2 separate regions of the Homo sapiens genome follow, and region 1 is linked to region 2. Evidence: chromatin contacts called from ENCODE Hi-C or POLR2A ChIA-PET data. All regions are on one chromosome and are shown on one strand. The core of a region is the stretch at or near the end of the contact, and the rest is flanking DNA. Distances in the headings are between cores, read along the strand shown.

Evidence for each region. Hi-C counts contacts between places; a loop is a spot of excess contacts on that map. ChIA-PET counts read pairs that join two places held with the same protein, here RNA polymerase II (POLR2A). Pooled maps may share reads with other maps.
Region 1: a loop to region 2 is called in a map of K562, with 4 times the contacts of the local background. The contact joins the promoter of LL22NC03-63E9.3 here to the promoter of ZNF280A in region 2. A Hi-C loop is called at or near these places in 2 of 168 maps with a recorded cell type or tissue (IMR-90 and K562), 1 of 37 single-sample maps with no recorded cell type and 2 of 50 pooled maps. POLR2A ChIA-PET finds 5 or more read pairs at or near these places in 4 of 52 experiments (A549, K562, SK-N-SH and 1 more).

The regions. Positions count from the first base shown.
Region 1 is chr22:22,557,754-22,561,166 of GRCh38, reverse strand. LL22NC03-63E9.3 (a long non-coding RNA gene) reads right to left here and starts at 1,824. Exons shown (of 3, transcript NR_027426.2): 1 at 1,760-1,824. PRAME (PRAME nuclear receptor transcriptional regulator) reads left to right here and starts at 1,902. Exons shown (of 6, transcript NM_206956.3): 1 at 1,902-2,196. It also overlaps IGL. RefSeq lists an enhancer at 1,691-1,985.
Region 2 is chr22:22,518,441-22,522,096 of GRCh38, reverse strand. ZNF280A (zinc finger protein 280A) reads left to right here and starts at 1,827. Exons shown (of 2, transcript NM_080740.5): 1 at 1,827-2,008. It also overlaps IGL. RefSeq lists an enhancer at 982-2,187.

The DNA of each region.
Region 1 (3,413 bases), core at 575-3,074, 39 kb before region 2:
AAGTCCCGAGACAGCCAACCCTTTTTAAAAATATAGATGGGGTCTTGCTATATCACTCAGGCTAGTCTTCAATTCCTGGCCTCAGGGGATCCTCCAACCTTGGCCTCCCAAAGTGCTGGGATTACAGGGGTGAGCCACCACACCCAGCTTCCTGAGACAGCTTTTATCTCAGCCATGTAAGCATGAGCCCTTCCCTTTCATACCCTCAGGGTTTTACTTTGGGTCAACAAATAGTGAGTTTATTTTGGTATGTGCAACTTTCAAACACCCATCGCCATAAAAGAAAGGACCAGCCTTGGCCAGGCACAGTGGCTGATGCCTGCAATCCCAGCACTTTGGGAGGCCGAGGTGGGCGGATCATGAGGTCAGGAGATCAAGACCATCCTGGCTAACACGGTGAAACCCTGTCTCTATTAAAAACAAAAAAATTAGCCAGGCATGGTAGCGGGCACCTGTAGTCCCAGCTACTTGGGAGGCTGAGGCGAGAGAATGGCATGAACCCGGGAGGCGGAGCTTGCAGTGAGCCGAGATCGCGCCACTGCACTCCAGCCTGGGCAAGAGCGAGACTCCGTCTCAAAAAAAAAAATAAATAAATAAAGGACCAGCCTCGACTGACAGTCGGCACTCCGCAGGCATCCTCCACAATCCTCTCTCCTCTCTGCCTCTTGCCCTACAACCTGGCCATGCCATGATTCCTCCCTACCTGTCCTCCTCTGTGGACTTCATGACCACGCTCTGTCCTATGAGGCTGGACCAGGGTCATGTTCACTCACTTCTCTCCCCTCCCTGCCATTTGTTCCACTCCCCAACTTGTTCTCCACGCATCGATCTCAATGGAGCAACAGCAATCAGATGATGAAAATAAATAATGGTGGCCAGTCTTCAAATGGATCCCCTTTTCAATCCCGCACTATCCATCTGCTGCCTTCTCATCAGCCCTCTGCCCCAGTTTCTTTCCCTTCTCAAACTGGACAAGCACCGTACTCCGTGAAGATGTGTGCAGCCTGTTCCCATGCCCTGAACACCATCCCTTCAAGCTCCTCTGGCTGCTCCCTGCTCAGGTCTCAGAAAAGGAGAGCTGGGCAACCCTCCCAGGGAGCCGCCCGCCTGTGTAACTTTCAGTACCAGCCTGTTTGCTTTCTTGAGATAATTAGCTACAACGGCCACTTTAAAACAATGGTCTTCTTATTTTGTTTTTTGTTTTCACCCTAAACTTTATAAAGTCAGAAATCGTAAGTCCTTGAGCATCCACAGCCACTCAAGGACGAACCTTTGCTGAATGCCTCAAGCAGAGAGGGGGAGGCTGAGTCTCTGTTTCGAAGGTGAAAACACAACGGTTTTTATCAGCCCTGTTTTATGCGACAATCCCAGGTCGAATCTGGATCAATGCAATGACTTCCTTTGCATGGACCTATGTTTTGTTCGTGCATTCATCTGTGCAGCTGGGAACCCGCAGCTCTGTTCACTGGCATGGGGATGCCTCGGGGAATGGCAGGGCAGAGCCACAAAAAGCCAGCCTCACCACGCGGCCTGTTGCTCTTAGCCACCATGCCCATCATAGCCTGTGGCAGGAGATGTTGGGGTCCCCCCCCCCGACCCCTTTCAGGAAAACAGAGTTTGTGGAGGCGGAGTACTTCCCAGGCCTGACTGATAAAACAATTCAAAAGACTCAAAGAGATTCCTCGCCTGTCCCGTCCCTTGAAGGGCCTTGAACACGGGGTCCTTCCGCTTGGCTCCTAGCCCGTCCCTCTCCCCTTACCAGGAAAGGATCCTCCCCATCTCTGCAGAAGCCTGACCATCCCCCTAGAGGGCCTGGGAGGAAGTGGGTTTTGCATACAGTCCCTGTTGACTCTAGTGCCCCCTGCTGGCCCCAGACGCGAGTTCCGGCGAGGCTTCAGGGTACAGCTCCCCCGCAGCCAGAAGCCGGGCCTGCAGCGCCTCAGCACCGCTCCGGGACACCCCACCCGCTTCCCAGGCGTGACCTGTCAACAGGTCTGTATTGGCGACAAAAGGAGCAGCCCTGAATGTAGGGAAAGCAGGGCGGAGTCCTCTGCAGGCTCGGGGGAGGGGAGGGGCGTGAATGCGTGGATTTCTGTGGAGAGTGGAAACACGGGGAGTCGAGGGGAGCATGCGCGGGCCTCAGAAAGTTCTGGGAAACCGACTCCCGGGAGCAGGGAGGAACGCGCGCTCCAGAGAGTAAGTTAATTGAATCCCGGGGGGTGGTCTCTTCAGCCCGGGGGGTTACAGAAGTAGGTAAATCCAGAGATTACCCAGCCAAGGCCAGGGGCATCTTTTCTAGACTTGCGGGGCGGGGTGGGGCGAGAACTTGAGCTCAGGGGACCCTGGAACCGGCCCCTGCACCCCGCATCCCACTGAAGAAAAGGGAGGTCGCCAGAAGCACAGACCCAGGACAGAGTCCAGACTTGGACGTCTCCGTGATCCCAGAACACCCCGTCCCACACTCCCAGTCAGCCCCCCGCCTCCCCACTGCCTCTCCATTCGCCCACCGCACCCCCTTTTTCCACCCTGCCCCCACCCTACTGTCTGGTGGGAAAGGCCGCAGCCATCACGTATTCACCCATCCCCACCCCTCACCCCCCACCTTCTGACTTTCTTTCCACATCCCCACCCCCTCCCCCACTCTCTGCCTCTTTTCCCTCCCCCTCCCCAACCCTTTGTTTTTCTTACACATCCCCACCCCTCCCCCAACCTCTGTCTTCTCTCATCCCCACCCCCACCCTGTTTCCCTTCCCCCATTCCCGCCCTGGCCCGCCTTCTGTCTCCCTTCCCCCATCCCCACCCCTCCCCCCCTTCTGTCTCCCTTCCCCCATCCCCACCCCTCCCCCGCCTTGTCTACCTTCCGCCATCCTCACCCCTCCCCCACCCTGTCTCCCTTCCCCCACCCCACCCCTCCCCCACCCTCTGTCTCCGTTCCTAATCCCCACGCCTCCACCACTCTTTGTTTCCCTTCCCCCATCCCGACCCCCCACCCCACCCTGTGTTCCTTCCTCCATCCCCCCCCACTGTCTTTCTTCTCGGTTCCCCACCCTGTCTCCCTTCCCGCATGCCCACCCCTCCCCCACCCTGTCTCCCTTCCCCCATGCCCACCCCTCCCCCACCCTGTCTCCCTTTCCCCATGCCCACCCCTCCCCCACCCTGTCTTCCTTCCCCCATGCCCACCCCTCCCCCACCCTGTCTTCCTTCCCCCATTCCTAACCCTCCTCCCGCCCCCCCTTCCCCACCCCCATCTCCCCTCCTTCCCCACCCCCATCTCCTCCCCACCCCCAGCCTCCTCTGCTCTCCAACTTCCTCTCCCCTTTTCCCCTCCTCCTGCTCCCTTCTCCTCTGCTCCTCCCCCCACTGCCCCTCCCCCACTGCCCCTCCTCCTCCCAGTCTTTGAAAACAAGCCCCTC
Region 2 (3,656 bases), core at 578-3,077:
AATACACATTTCCTTTCCTTTCTTTCCTTCCTTTTTTTCTCTTTCTTTCCTTCTTTCTTTCTCTGTCTTCCTTTCTTTTTTCTTTTTTTATTTTTTTGAGACAGGGTTTCACTCTGTCACCCAGGCTAATTTTTTGTATTTTCTTGTGGAGACACGGTTTTGCCAGGTTGCCCAGGCTAGTCTCAAACTCCTGGGCTCAAGCCACCTGCCTGCCTCTGCCTAAGCGCTGGGATTACAGGCGTGAGCCACCACGCCCGGCCCCTGTTAGAACTTTACTGTCTAAGTCTTGCACTTCATTTCACTTTGCTTGCTTATTTATTTATGAATGAATGAATGAGACAAGGTCTCTCTCTTCCATCCAGGCTAAAGTATGTGATGCAATCATAGTTCACTGCAACCTCGATCTCCCTGGTTCAAGCAATCCTCCCACCTCAGCCTCCCGGGTAGCTGGGACTACAGGCACGTGCTACAATGCCTGGCTAATTAAAAAAAATTTTTTTTCTTTTGTAGAAACAGAGGTCTTGATATTTTGCTGAGGTTTGTCTGGATTTCCTGGGCTCAAAGATCTTTCACCTCAGCCTTTGATAGCTGGGACTACAGGTGTACCTCAGTAGCGGGCCTCATTTCACCTTCCTTTCCAGGGTCATGCTCTTGGCTACTTGCAATGCCCTCAAGCAGCCTTTCCCCAGTCCCTAGACAAGAATAAAGACCATGGGTCACACACTTTTATACCACCTTGGGCTCTGCCTACTGGGTTCAAGTGATTATTCTGCCTCAGCCTCCCGAGTACCTGGGATTACAGGCACGCACGGCCACGCCCAGGAAATTTTTGTATTTTACTTTATAAAGAATAAGAGACAGGTTTTCACCATGTTGGCCAGGCTGGTCTCAAACTACTGGGCTCATGTGATCTGCTGCCTCGGCCTTCAAAAGTGCTGGGATTACAGATGTGAGTCACCACATCCGGCCCAGAAAGGTATTTTTAAAGTTTTATCAGGAGATGGTACTTTAGAACATTTTAATTTGCAAATGATTTTCGTTTTAATTTTGAGACTTGATTGCATTGCGTTGGAATGGGGGTGGAAATATAAATATTTCTTACCTGTCAAGGGACTCTTGAGGCTCCCCCTCCCCCGCTTTCTAATCTGTGTTGCAAAGCCTGTAAAGAGAGTGAAAGGGTGGGCCTGAAATTCAGCTGAGAAGGTTCCAGGGAGGGGGTAGTGAAGGAGGAGGGAGGAGGGAGAGACAGAGGGAAGGAAGTGAGAGGGCATGGGAGGGAACCAGGATAGACCTTTGACCCCTGGAAATGGATTAAGAAGGGAGTGGGCTGCTGCTTGGAGAAAGCTGTTGAAGACTCACAGTGAGGACCCTGTTTGGACACCTGGAAACTCCTACGGGAGCTCGGTCTTCAAGGGCTGTGAGATTGAGACCCACCCTGTCCCCTGGGGCTCCTACTGGAAAGACATCTGCTTTTCAACTCGCTCACCTCTGAGCTTTGTTGGAACAGACATGTGGACTGCCTCCCACTCCGCATCCCTTCTCATCCCCAATAGCTGAGGGCCCAGGCACACTGCAGAGAAAGTGGTAGACTCTGAACAAGAGAGAGAGGAGGGAGGATGCCCATCACCAGCTCAATCAACCTGGAAGGCAGCCCTGAAGCCCCACCCTCATTCTTTCCTTTGAGTAGCAATTGGAGGAAAACTTTTGGCAATCAAGCTGGACAACAACTGAAAATCCAATCAGGATAAACTGCTTCAGACACGTGACTGGAAAAATGATTGGGCTATAAGGGGCTTAAAAGGAGTGGGACCTTCTGATCTGGCCTCAGAAAGGACTTTGAAGAGCAAGCGGCGTTGTTCGCCTGCGGAAGCAGTGCTGCCGGTCTCTGGACAAATTTCTCCGGGAGGTGGAGACAAGGAAGCTCCAGCTTCGCTTTCCCTTGCGGCCCAGAGTGGAACATACTGAGCTGCACTGAATCATCTGGATGCACTCGCAACTTTAGGAACTGGTGAGCTGAGAAATTTGCTATCTTTCATTTTGCTCCTCTAAAACTAGAGCTGGCAAACTTGTTCTGTGAAAGACTAGATGGCAAATATTTTAGGCATTGCAATTCTCTGCTTCAACTACAGTAGTCTTCCCTTATCCAGGGTATTCCTTTCTGTGCTTTCAGTTACCTGAGGTTCCAAAATATTAATTGGAAAATTCCAGAAATAGGCAATACATAAATTTTAAGTCGCCAGCCCTTCTGAGTAGTGTGATAAGCTCTTGAGTCAGCCCTGCCCTGGGATGGTAATCCTCCCTTTGTCCTGAGTCCCCATGCTGTTGGCTGGCTGCGCTCTCTGTACCTTAGTCACTTAGGAGCGGTCGCAGTTATCAGAGTGACTGTCCTGGTGGTATCTCAGTGCTTGTGTTCAATTAACCCTTATGGTACTTAATAATGGCCCCAAAGTACAAGGGTAGCAATGCTGGCGATTCAAATATGCCAAAAAGAAGCTGTAAAGTGCTTGCTTCCTTTAAGTGAAAATGGGAAAGTTTTTAACATAATAAGGAAAGAAAACAAAATCGTATGCTAAGGTTGCCAAGATCTACAGTACATAAAGATATTTTGTCAGCGAGAGATTGCATTCACATACCTTTAATTTAATTTATTAATTTATTTTTTTGAAACGGAGTTTCACTCTGGCCGCCCAGGCTGGAGTGCCACGGTGCGATCTCGGCTCACTGCAACCCACGCCTCCCGGGTTCAAGTGATTCTCCTGCCTCAGCCTCCCAAGTAGCTGAGATTACAGGTGCTCGCCACTCTGCCCAGATAATTTTTGTATTTTTAGTAGAGATGGGTTTCACCATGTTGGCCAGGCTGGTCTCAAACTCCTGACCTCAGGTGATCCACCCACCTCAGCCTCCCAAAGTGCTGAGGTTACAGGCATGAGCCACCACGCCCTATCTCACATATCTTTTATTACAGTATATTGTTATAATTATTTTGTTATGCTTAACCTCTTACTGTGCCTATTTATAAATTAAGCTTGATCATAGGTATGTACATATATGAAAAAATATAGTATATATTGAATTTGGTTCCATCTGCAGTTTCAAGCATCCACTTCGGGGGTCTTGGAACATATGCCCCAAAGATAAGGGGGTACTACTGTACTCAACTGTGTCATAGAAGTGTGAAAGCAGCCATGGACAACAGCACTAAAAAAATGATTATGGCTGTGTTCCACAACACTTTATGGTGAACACTGACATTTTGAATGTTATATAATTTTCACATCACAAAATATTCCTTTTTTCTTTTTTTTTTTTTTGAGACAGTCTCACTCTGTCACCCAGGCTGGAGCACAGTGGTGCGATCTTCGCTCACTGCAACCTCCACCTCCCAGGTTCAAGAGATTCTCCTGCCTCAGCCTCCCGAGTAGCTGGGACTACAGGCATCTGCTACCATGCCTGGCTAATTTTTGTATTTTTAGTAGAGAAGGGGTTTCACCATGTTGGCCAGGCTGGTCTCGAACTCCTGAGCTCAAGTGATCTGCCCACCTCGGCCTCCCAAAAGTGCTGGGATTACAGGCGTGAGCCACCGCGCCCCGCTTCCTTTTGCATGTTTATTCCCCCAAATTTAAAAATGTACAAGTTTAAAAAAATCTTAATAAAAA